2 separate regions of the Homo sapiens genome follow, and region 1 is linked to region 2. Evidence: chromatin contacts called from ENCODE Hi-C or POLR2A ChIA-PET data. All regions are on one chromosome and are shown on one strand. The core of a region is the stretch at or near the end of the contact, and the rest is flanking DNA. Distances in the headings are between cores, read along the strand shown.

The links. Hi-C counts contacts between places; a loop is a spot of excess contacts on that map. ChIA-PET counts read pairs that join two places held with the same protein, here RNA polymerase II (POLR2A). Pooled maps may share reads with other maps.
Region 1: a map with no recorded cell type shows a loop between it and region 2 (3-fold over the local background). The contact joins the enhancer-like site here to the promoter of FYN in region 2. A Hi-C loop is called at or near these places in 1 of 37 single-sample maps with no recorded cell type and 2 of 50 pooled maps. POLR2A ChIA-PET finds 5 or more read pairs at or near these places in 1 of 52 experiments (OCI-LY7).

The regions. Positions count from the first base shown.
Region 1 is chr6:113,629,087-113,633,914 of GRCh38, forward strand. The region is part of intron 1 of LINC02541 (long intergenic non-protein coding RNA 2541); the gene reads right to left. Among named protein-coding and RNA genes, the nearest start is that of LINC02541, 19 kb to the right of the region's middle. RefSeq lists enhancers at 1,890-2,189, 2,210-2,349, 3,220-3,269. Within about 2 kb of position 3,310, at least 26 of the 41 ENCODE cell types and tissues checked have a DNase peak (open chromatin) inside an H3K27ac peak, as active enhancers do; they include OCI-LY7, where a contact is called at or near this core.
Region 2 is chr6:111,871,767-111,876,773 of GRCh38, forward strand. It overlaps FYN (FYN proto-oncogene, Src family tyrosine kinase), which reads right to left and starts at 1,686. Exons shown (of 14, transcript NM_002037.5): 1 at 1,202-1,686. It overlaps LOC102724646 (a long non-coding RNA gene), which reads left to right and starts at 1,686. Exons shown (of 3, transcript NR_168402.1): 1 at 1,686-1,924; 2 at 4,285-4,446; 3 at 4,728-5,007. RefSeq lists silencers at 806-1,205, 1,356-1,605, 1,726-1,815 and an enhancer at 1,258-1,757.

The DNA.
Region 1 (4,828 bases), core at 2,060-4,559, 1.8 Mb after region 2:
TGCATTGTGGTCATTCTTGGTTTTCACCTACCCAGCACGCCTCTCCTGATAACACAACACATTCCTTCCCCTTGAAGAAGTACCATTTGCCATTCTCAATTGATATGGTTTGGATAAGGGCCAATCCCACCACCTGCCTCCAAGATTAGCCCCCATCCAAACCATATGGATTGAGACTGGCCAAGCTGGGCCAAACAAAGCAAAAAGGACATATACTTCCCAACAAAGCTTCAAAACTTGTAGAATTTAAGCCATAAATGTTTATAGCCATCTTTGCCATCATGTGAGGAAGGCTGCCTAAAATAGAATAAGGAAGAAAGCTAAGTCAAAAGCTGAAAAAAGGCAAACTTACAGAACTTTTGTTGAAAGAGTTAATTTCAGCTAAAATTGAGGTCAATTCCAGCCTGGGACTTTTTGGTTACATAAGCAATAAAGTTCTGTCTTCCTGAAATCTGTTAGAATTTTCTTTCCCTCCTTTTCAGTGAGATTCAATCCTGCTAATTCAGTTTAAATCTCCCATACCCACCTCCCCCACTCACCAACAAATAAACAAAACTCCTAGTTTATTGTCCCAGATACTAAGCTATCCAACCCATGGGTTAGGTATTCAACTTAGCTTTATTAATCATAGGGCTCATTACTTTATGTATCCTGAAATACAAACTCCACCCCACCACCAGGCCACAGTTTACCATGCCCCTCATTTTACTTTATCTCCACATCCACTTCTTCCAACCTTGCAGAACCCAAAAACAGAGATCATGTTTTCCTCTAATTGACTCTGAGCCACTTACAGAATCACAAAAGCACCAAAATAGTTTCCTCCCTGTGTTTTCCCTCCATATTCAATATGTCAAAGTGATTATACATCCTGTGTCCCCAATTAACATAGTAGCATTCAATATTTAGTACACTCTGAATACATATTGGTGGAATAAATAAAATAAGCCATGCTGGAACTTTATCTGTTGTTCTTAAAAGAAAGAGAAGCTGCCAGAATTGGAGCTTGATCCAGGGGCTTCCCAGGGGACCATCCTCTAGGGAAGAAGATGTTGGTTTCATAGTTACTTGGTCCATTACAGTTCACAGAGGACAGTGCACACAAAATCAGAAAAGCAGGTGGGCTTATTGCAGTAAACGTGAAGCAATAGCTAGTTTCATTTTGATAGCACAAATTTTAGACCCTACCCTAATGAAACTATAATACATGAATAAAAAATGAAAGTTAATATATGAAAATGAAACCAATCATTACAATAAAAGGATGGGATTGAGGCTATATTTTCTAATTATGAAAAATCTCTTTTATGATATTTAATGTGATTTAAAGGATTTTCAAAACACTTAGTACAAATCTCTATGTAAATATTAATGTTTAAAAAATATTGCAGCCTAGGCAACATAGCAAGGCTCTGTCTCAAAAAAAATATTGCAGACTATTCACTTATGTTACAACATATACTCAAGTGGGAAATTCCCTGGTGACAAAATATCTAGAAAGTATGCCAATAAACACACACACACACACACACACACTTCAATTAAAGGAATGAGCCCATTTAATGAAATGGACTATCTCTTATCATGATATGTAAATAGCATTTCAGTTATAGAAAAAATACTACAAAAATCACTAGAGCAATTTTTTTCATTGCAAGACCTGAACATAAGGTGTATATTTTTGTAACTGTGTTTTTTAGAAAAGAAGAAGTAAAAGAAGAACCACCTGCACCTAGGTGGCAATTCCCCATCACAGGGGGAGGGAGCCAGTCTTGGCCACTGGGCACAGAAGAGACTGCTTAGGAAATCCCTGTGAGCTCTAAAGGAAGTAAGAAAACACAGAAATGCAAAGCTCCAATACTCCCCCACGTATCACAGACTCCTCTAAATTTCCCACTGGGTGTTTCAAGAGTTGGTCCTGGTGAGGTGGGAGGGGGAGACCAAAGGGAAGAGAAAAAAAAAAACAAAGGCCATTTGTGGGGAAGCTGAAAGGACATGGAGGTACAGAGGCAGAAATGGTGGCAGTGACGACATATGGGGCAAATATGCCCAGACCCTCAGCCTCCCCACTGCACCCACACTGTCCACAGGACAATCGGGGCAGGACCTTCATCTGTGTCCTCCGGTTGAGGGGTTGCCTACATAATCTGAAAGAGAAGCGTGAAACTCCAGAAGGGGAAAAAAATGCCTCTTTTGAAGGGGACTTCCCTTGCCAGTGAGGTTTCAGATCATGTTCTGTAACAGCCTACTGGCCTGTGACAGGGCCTCCAGGAAATGAGACAACTCAGATGCAGAGTACTAAGGGAAAAATTTCAGTAGTGGCTTGAGAAAACTAACTGTTGAGTCTGACAAAGCAAAGTTCTAAGATAGTGCGAAGTATAACTAGGGCTGCTTTGAAAAGGAAACCCAGAGAGCAAGGACAGGTGTCGCTTAGTTTTAAAAAATAATTAGAGCTTCTGTTTATTGAAAGCCTACCATGTGTCAGGAGCCTTGCATGCCTTATCTCTTACTCTTACATCAGATGATATGAAATTGACATTATTATCCCCATTCTCATCTGTAAAGTGAGAAAACATACTCAGATAAATTAAGTAAATTAGCCAACATCATCCAGTTCCAGGGCCACGATTCAAGCCAAGGTCCATCCGATACCAATTACTATGCTTCTGCCTTGGCCCTTCTGTCATTAATTCATGTGGTTCACTGTGAAAGTCATGGACTTCTTTAAACCTAGATTTCCCCTTATGACATGGTACAAGTAAGCCTAAAGTTAGATAAAATCATAGCCTATGATGAGCTAATTTAAGCTTCAATCTGTCTCTGTCACTAGCCAGTTCTGTGGAAATGGACAACTCAAGTAACTTCTCCAGGTCTCAGTGTTCCCATCTAAAAAGTGGGGTTGTAGTGGGCCTCTACAGCTCTTGACTTCTATGAGGCACACCGAGTCCTCACATGCCAACATAAAAAAGGAAATTTCAAAATTGTCTTTGTTTTTTAACAAAGTATATGAGGGGATTATTCCAGTTCTCTATGAATAATATATATATTTAAAGAGCCTATGTTTAAAAAATTAAAATGCTTTAAAACATTTTCTAGATGGCCTTACAAATGGAAAAAAAAAGTATTCCTAGCCAACCCTCTGTCAGCAGAAAGGCCACACAGAAAAAAGCAAATCACAATTCTTTACCCCTCTCAGCATAAATCATTACTCACCGTGGGAAAATGATTACTTGCCAGGAAGTAGAACCTATGAATCATTATACTGTTGTCCTCGACCTCTGATAGAGCAAGAATTAGGGGAAAGACTGAAAAGCTGGGGAGTGAACTCTGATTTGACAATAGTTCCACTCATGGCATCGTAAGGCAATGAAAACAGAAAGCTGATCGAGCCGTAGGGCTGTCAAGTCCCGGTGCTGCTGCAGTGCACGTCTGAACCCAGAGCAGAATGACATGGGCCCCTGACTTTCTGAGTCACTCCTTGGGTCTGAGTCTTCACAGCCCCAGAGTCATTTATCAGCAAATAGAAACAATGCCATCCCTGGGCTTGTCCCGACAGTCAACCTACTTGTTAATGCCTGTGTAAGAGATACCCAGCTTGGAAATAGGAGCAAAAGTCACAAGGAAGGGATTAAGTTGCCTAACATCAGCATTCATTTCCTAAAATAAAAACACATGAAAGATAGACACCACAAATATGTGTTCCCTTGTGGTATCAGCAAATATTGTGCTATAATTTCTCTACTGTTGCTAATAAGCTATGGCACACAACTGTAAATTCTTTTTTTTTTTTTTTTTTTTTGATACAGGATCTTGCTCTGCCATGCAGGCTAGAGTGCAGTGGCACAATAATGGCTCACTGAAGCCTCGACCTTTCAGGCTCAAGCAATCCTCCCACCTTGGCCTCCCAAATAGGTAGGATAGGGCAGGTGTGGTGGCTCATGCCTGTAATCCCAGCACTTTGGGAGTCTGAGGTGGGAGGATTGCTTGAAGCCAGGAGTTCAAGACCAAATAGCTAGCACTACAGGCATGAGCCGCCATGCCCAGCTAATTTTTGAGTCAGGGTCTCACTATGTTACTCAGGCTGGTCTCAAACTCCTGGGCTCAAGCGATCCTCCCACCTCTGCCTCCCAAAGTGTTGGGATTACAAGCATGGGAGCCACCTGTAGGTGGGTGAGGAGCAGTGATCCTCCCACCTCTGCCTCCCAAAGTGCTAGGATTACAGACATGGGAGCTACCACACCCAGCTTGCAAATACTTTTTATATTATGTTTTTCTACATGGCCTTTGATGTCTTTAGAAAATGTTTGTTTTAAGCAAGGATCTTTTTGTGACTAAAAGCACAGAAAAATACAACATAGTTAGTATGTTACACACCAAATATACAAAATCCTAGAAACTTATAGAAGGAGATAGGAAAATTGATCTTATAACTAATCTGAATATTGTTCTCTACTTTCCTTAATGTTTTTAAAGGTAGTGAAAGTAAAACTATATTGTTCTGATGATGTAGAAGGGAGAATGTTTAAAATTCCTCCCAGTTTCAGGAGGAGATATTAGAACCTGTCTTTATTATACTGCATTGATTAGAGGGAAGAGGGTATTACAGCCAAAGTGTTACCTAACCATTAGACTTTCACTGTATTTGATCCCACCTTCTTACTAGTTTAAATAAAATTTAAGCATGTACTACCATATATCTATGTTTTTATTTATGAATGACATAATCATTATTAATTTATTGTGAATAATATAAATCATTCATAAAAATTCATCTTTTTAAAGATTATATTTATTAATAATGATACATTTATATATTTTTATTATTCTC
Region 2 (5,007 bases), core at 436-2,935:
AGGCTACCTTAAAAGTAAAGCAACTCTTAAGACTGCTGGGATAACTGTTCCCTTAAATCTAAGAAACACTGCAGCTGCCAGTCAACACTACCGGTCTCTGAACACAGCAAAATGCCGACACCTGCCACCCGGCATCCGGGGGTTCTTTTATTTTTTGGTAAATGTGGCAGGAAAGACTCAGAGAGATCAACTGCTTCATGGGAAAGAAAGGGAAGCCCCAGGGAAGAGAGACAAGAAGCATCGTGCCTATCCTAGGGTACTTTGTGTGTCTCCTCTCTATGCACTGAAAGGGCTCTTTGTGTCACACTCACACTCACACACCCGGCGAGTCTGTGTGATTTATTGGGGGAAGGAGGGGCAAGAAGGGTGATTTTATTATCCCTCTTCCCAGTGAGTCCCAGCACATCTCTGCTGGGCCCAAGCTCGGTGGCCTCCTTCTGGCCCAGTCCCCTCCGCCTGTGGCCGCAGAGATAACAGAGGGGAGGAGCCCAAACAAAAACAGCCATGGATCTAGGGAAGTAGAGAGGAAATCCAGCGAGGGAGCCGGAAAGGAAGGAGAAAAGAGCTGGAGGGAGCAGAGGGGTGGGGGACAGAGGAAGAGGAGGGAAGGCTCCAGCACAGGGGAAAGGGGAAGGGTGGGTGGGTGGTGGCACAGGAAGAGTGAAGGGGAGGATGGGGGAAGTGCAAGGGAGGTGCCAGAAATAGGCAGGAGGATGGGTTGGAGAAGGCGACCGCCGCCGAGGGAGGAGGCCGAGAGGTGGAGGAGTGGGGCAGGGGTTGGGTGGGGAGGGAAGCAGCACGGGGCATCAATTATTAAGTGATTACATCATCCCTGACATTAAAACAACACACACAGCCCCAGTCCCCGCGGGGGGCCCCAAAAGGAGGGCGGGGGCGGAGTCTGGGCCAGCCTCGCCCCCAAGCCAATTCCCATTTTCACCCGGCGCCCGCTTGCGGGCGAGGAAATGGGGTCCCCATCCCCGCGCTGCCTCGGGGCCGCACCCCGCAGGGGTGTCCTCCGGTGCAACCGCGGGAAGACCCCAAGCACCGACTCCCCGGCAGCCCCGCGGAGCGCCCTGGCGGCCAAGGGACCGCAGCACCGGGCCCTGCGGCGGGGGCGGCGTGCGCGGGGGCGCCGGCGGCCGGGCTTCTCCGCAGCATCCCCGAGGCCTCCCGCGACGCATCCCCGCCGCCTGCTTACCTGCGCGGCGCTGAGGCTCCGGAGCCCACTCACATGGTCCTCTCCCCGCCCTCCTCCGGCGCGGCCGAGGCGGCTCCGGGGGGTCCCCGGCGGGCCCGGGAGCCGGTGGGCCTTCCGAGAGCACCGAGGGGGCGGCGCCGGGGTGTCCCCGGCCCGGCGGCCGAATCCCTCCCTGGCGCGGGCGGCGGCCGCCGGGCGGTGCGGCGCGGGCGGCGGCTTTGTGTGCGCCCGGGCGGTCCTCGGTGCGCTGGGAGAAGCGCGGCGCGCCCGGGCGGGAGAGGACGCGCCGCTCGCACAACAACCTCGCCTCTACTCTCGCCGCCGGGCGGCGGGCGGGTCTCGAAGGCCTTCGGCTCGCGGCGACCCCTCCTCCTCGCCCGCGGCAGCCCCCTCCTCGCCGGCTCCGCTCCTGACAGATGGCGCAACTGCAACGACGCGCCGCCGCCACCAGCGCGGCTGCTCGCTGCTACTCTTGCTGATGCTCTGCCCCTCCAGCTCCGGAGGGGAGCGAGGAGGGGGCGGGGCGCGCCTCGAGAGTGACAGGCCCGGCTGCCCTATCAAAGAGCCCCTTGGGAGCTGCGAGCCGCAACCATTGGCGCCTGGGGCGTGGGCGGGACGGCAGTAGGTGGGGCCGCCGAGTGGGTTGAGCGTTACTGTGGCAGCGGGCATCCCAGGGTGCGTGCGGTGCAGGGTGTGCAAGAAAATGCGAGGTTGGAGGAGGAGGTCTGTGTGTTTTTAAGGATTGTGTGGAGTTGTGAGGTGGCGGAGTAGGGCGGGAGAAAGAGCGGAGAGTGTGAACTGCAGTTTCCGCTTTGCGGAAGGTTGCAGCTGCTGCTGCAGATTGGCACCTGCCATTCCCCCAAAACCATGGGAAACTGCCTCGAGACAGGGCTATCTTGCCTTTCTGGTGTCTTTTCATTTGAGGGTGAGAGGATGAAATGGAAAATTGGGCGGTGATAGCAGCGTTTTCTTTGATCAAACTGAAAAGAGTACGGAGCAAAGTAGAATCCTGTCCTGAAACGTGGAAACGCACAACAAATAACAATGAGGAGGAGAAGGAGATTAGGATCATTTTATCAGTCCCCTATTTCTGCGGACACTCATTTATATTTTTTTTCTAGCAAAAGTCTGGAGGAAGTATTACTGAAATAGGGGGAGGGGCCAAGCGGCGACTAAGGAACCTGAAATGACAGAGATTTGTTCGTACATTCCCCGCCCCACCCCCAAAAAACCTCGTTTAATTGTAGTCATTGGTTGTCTTTGGTTTCTCATAACATTCAAACTTCTCATGTTTTTTTCCCCTTCACTGAATCTGAGCTTTTGCTCATATTTCCCTTGATGAAATAATTGCCGGTTTAGTATACAGTTGGGAGTGCATCGGTCTTTATTTCCTATCCAGCTTTTCTATGGCAGGATGTAACTTCATAAAAAGAAACACTTTGGCTTCCTGATTTTCTTTATAGGTAATTCCTGTTTACTGAAAGTTCTGCTTTAAGGCATACTCAGAATCGCTCTCCTTAATGATTTTGGCAAGAACCCTACCTTCCCCCTCAGCAAATCTAATGTTCTAAGAAATTATAAGTGAATCAGCTTCTGCTTCTGTGCTCAAAATCTATAATATTGCCTTTCCGGCCCACTACTTGTTTTTACTGTAGTTTAAAAAAATCTGTCCCTTTTGCTGACTTTTTTCTTTTTGTACACACTACTTTTTAAGAAAAGTTGCTAACATTTATTAAATGATCTGCATCCTATGGAGGAGGAAACTGAGGAAAAGAAAAGTTAAGTAACTAACTCAAGGTGACAGTATACAGAGGTTACTGGATTTTTTTCCTTTTCCTTAAACAAAATGACAAATTAAACCATGTTTAAATTGTGTCTGGAAATTCCATAATCCCAAGAAATGGAACCATAGCTAGGACTAGGATATTTCCATACAAGAGAAAGCCAGCTTCATTTAGCCAAGAATTGCTTATCTCAAGAGCAGAGGCTCTTCGTCCTCAGGGCTAGTCCGCAATGGCTGCTCTGGGTTTATTTGGATTGGGATGCAGAGGCAGTTGGGTAGAGCAATGGTTCTCAAACTTTGACATGTATCAGAAATAACTGAAGGGGCTTGCTTAAACATGAATTGCTGTGTTTAACCACCTGAGGTTCTGATTTAGGGGGTTTGGGATGGTGCCCAAGAATTTGCACATTTAGCAAGTTCCCAGGTGATGTTGATACAGCCAATCTGGAGACAGCACCTTGAGGACCATAGTTCTAGAATTGGGCTGTCCGAGGAGGTAGCCACTAGCCACATGACTGTTAAGTACTTGAAATGTACTTCAGTATTGGAAATTTGGCTACTGCAAATTAGGATGTGCTGTAAATGTAAAAGATGTATTAGATATTTCAGATCAAGCATGAAAAATGGAATGTAAAGTATCCCATTTTAATATTGATTACATGTTAAAATGATAGTCTAAATGTACTGTGCTAAATAAAACATTATTAGAGTTAATTAAATTGTTTCTTTTATTTTTTAAATGCGTCTACTAGAAAATTTTAAATAACCTATGTGGCTCAAGTTATATCTCTATCGGGCAGCACTGGTCTGGAGTTGTTTCTGATTCCAGCTCCACAGTTCACTGTTGGGAGCGCTTTGATGAAGCAAGTCGCTTATCCTTTTTGAACCTTAGTGTCCTCATACGTAAAATGGGAAAAATAGTAAAACTGTTCTCAAACTATTCCGGACAGACTAAGTGTCATATGCTCTCAAGAAAAAAACACTCTTAGGCTATATATCTCCTTGAAATCTCATGTTTAGTTCAATCTATCTTACGCTAAATCTGGAAATCTGGAGTAGGTGGGATAAGTCCTCTCTCTCTCTCTCTCTCTCTCTCTCCCTCTCTCCTCCTCTCTCTCTGTTTCTTCACGAGAAGTCACTTCTTAGTGTCTGCAACTGTAATAGCTTCTTGATCTAATTAGTGGACAAAGAGACAATGTGATTAAAATGACAGATTAACCTGCTCCCATCAAGACTTCATCCTGTTTTTTGTAATTCTTTGCTTACCTACTTTTTTATCTGTTGCCCGTCTTAAATGTAGCTTTAAATGGATTTGGACTCCTCAGGAGGATTTGCTAATGGTCTGAACAAGTGAATAGAGCACTGCAAAAGATTTGTATACTATTCCCGTTTTGATCTTTTCTGCCAATCTCTACCAAGAACTTGATTAAAGATCTGAGACGCTGTCCCTGGCCTACCCAAGGTAAGTAATATTGTCTTCCACAACCACCAGTTTTGTTTTCTTATGAGTAGCTTCTATTATACAAATTAGAATGTAGTCATTGTTCTAGAACTTCTCTTTGATTTTATTGATATTGTTTATATATTTTGTATTTTTCTACTTGTTTTACCTTAAAGTTTCCTCTTTCTATTCTGGCTTTCTTGAACTTGTCTCATCTGAATCTTATATCTTGCTTTTAAAGTAACTTTTTTTTCTTATTTTTATTAGCTAAAACATTTTCTTGTCTTATTATTTTATTTTAGTTTTAATCTTCTCTTAAATGTCAACTCAACAACAACACATATGGCAAGGGTAAAAACCCTCAATGTAGAGTTTTTACAAATCAACAAGAAAATAAAGATGAACGTTCGAACTGAAAAATATGTGCAACAGAAACAAAACCCAAAATGGCCAGTAAATGTGATAGGAGGTTCAACAGGAAAATGGATATCCATACCCTACTAGTGGAATTTTTAATTGGTACAACATTGCTGGAAGGCAGTTTAATAGCATTTGTGAAAAGCCTTTTAAAAAAATGTATAC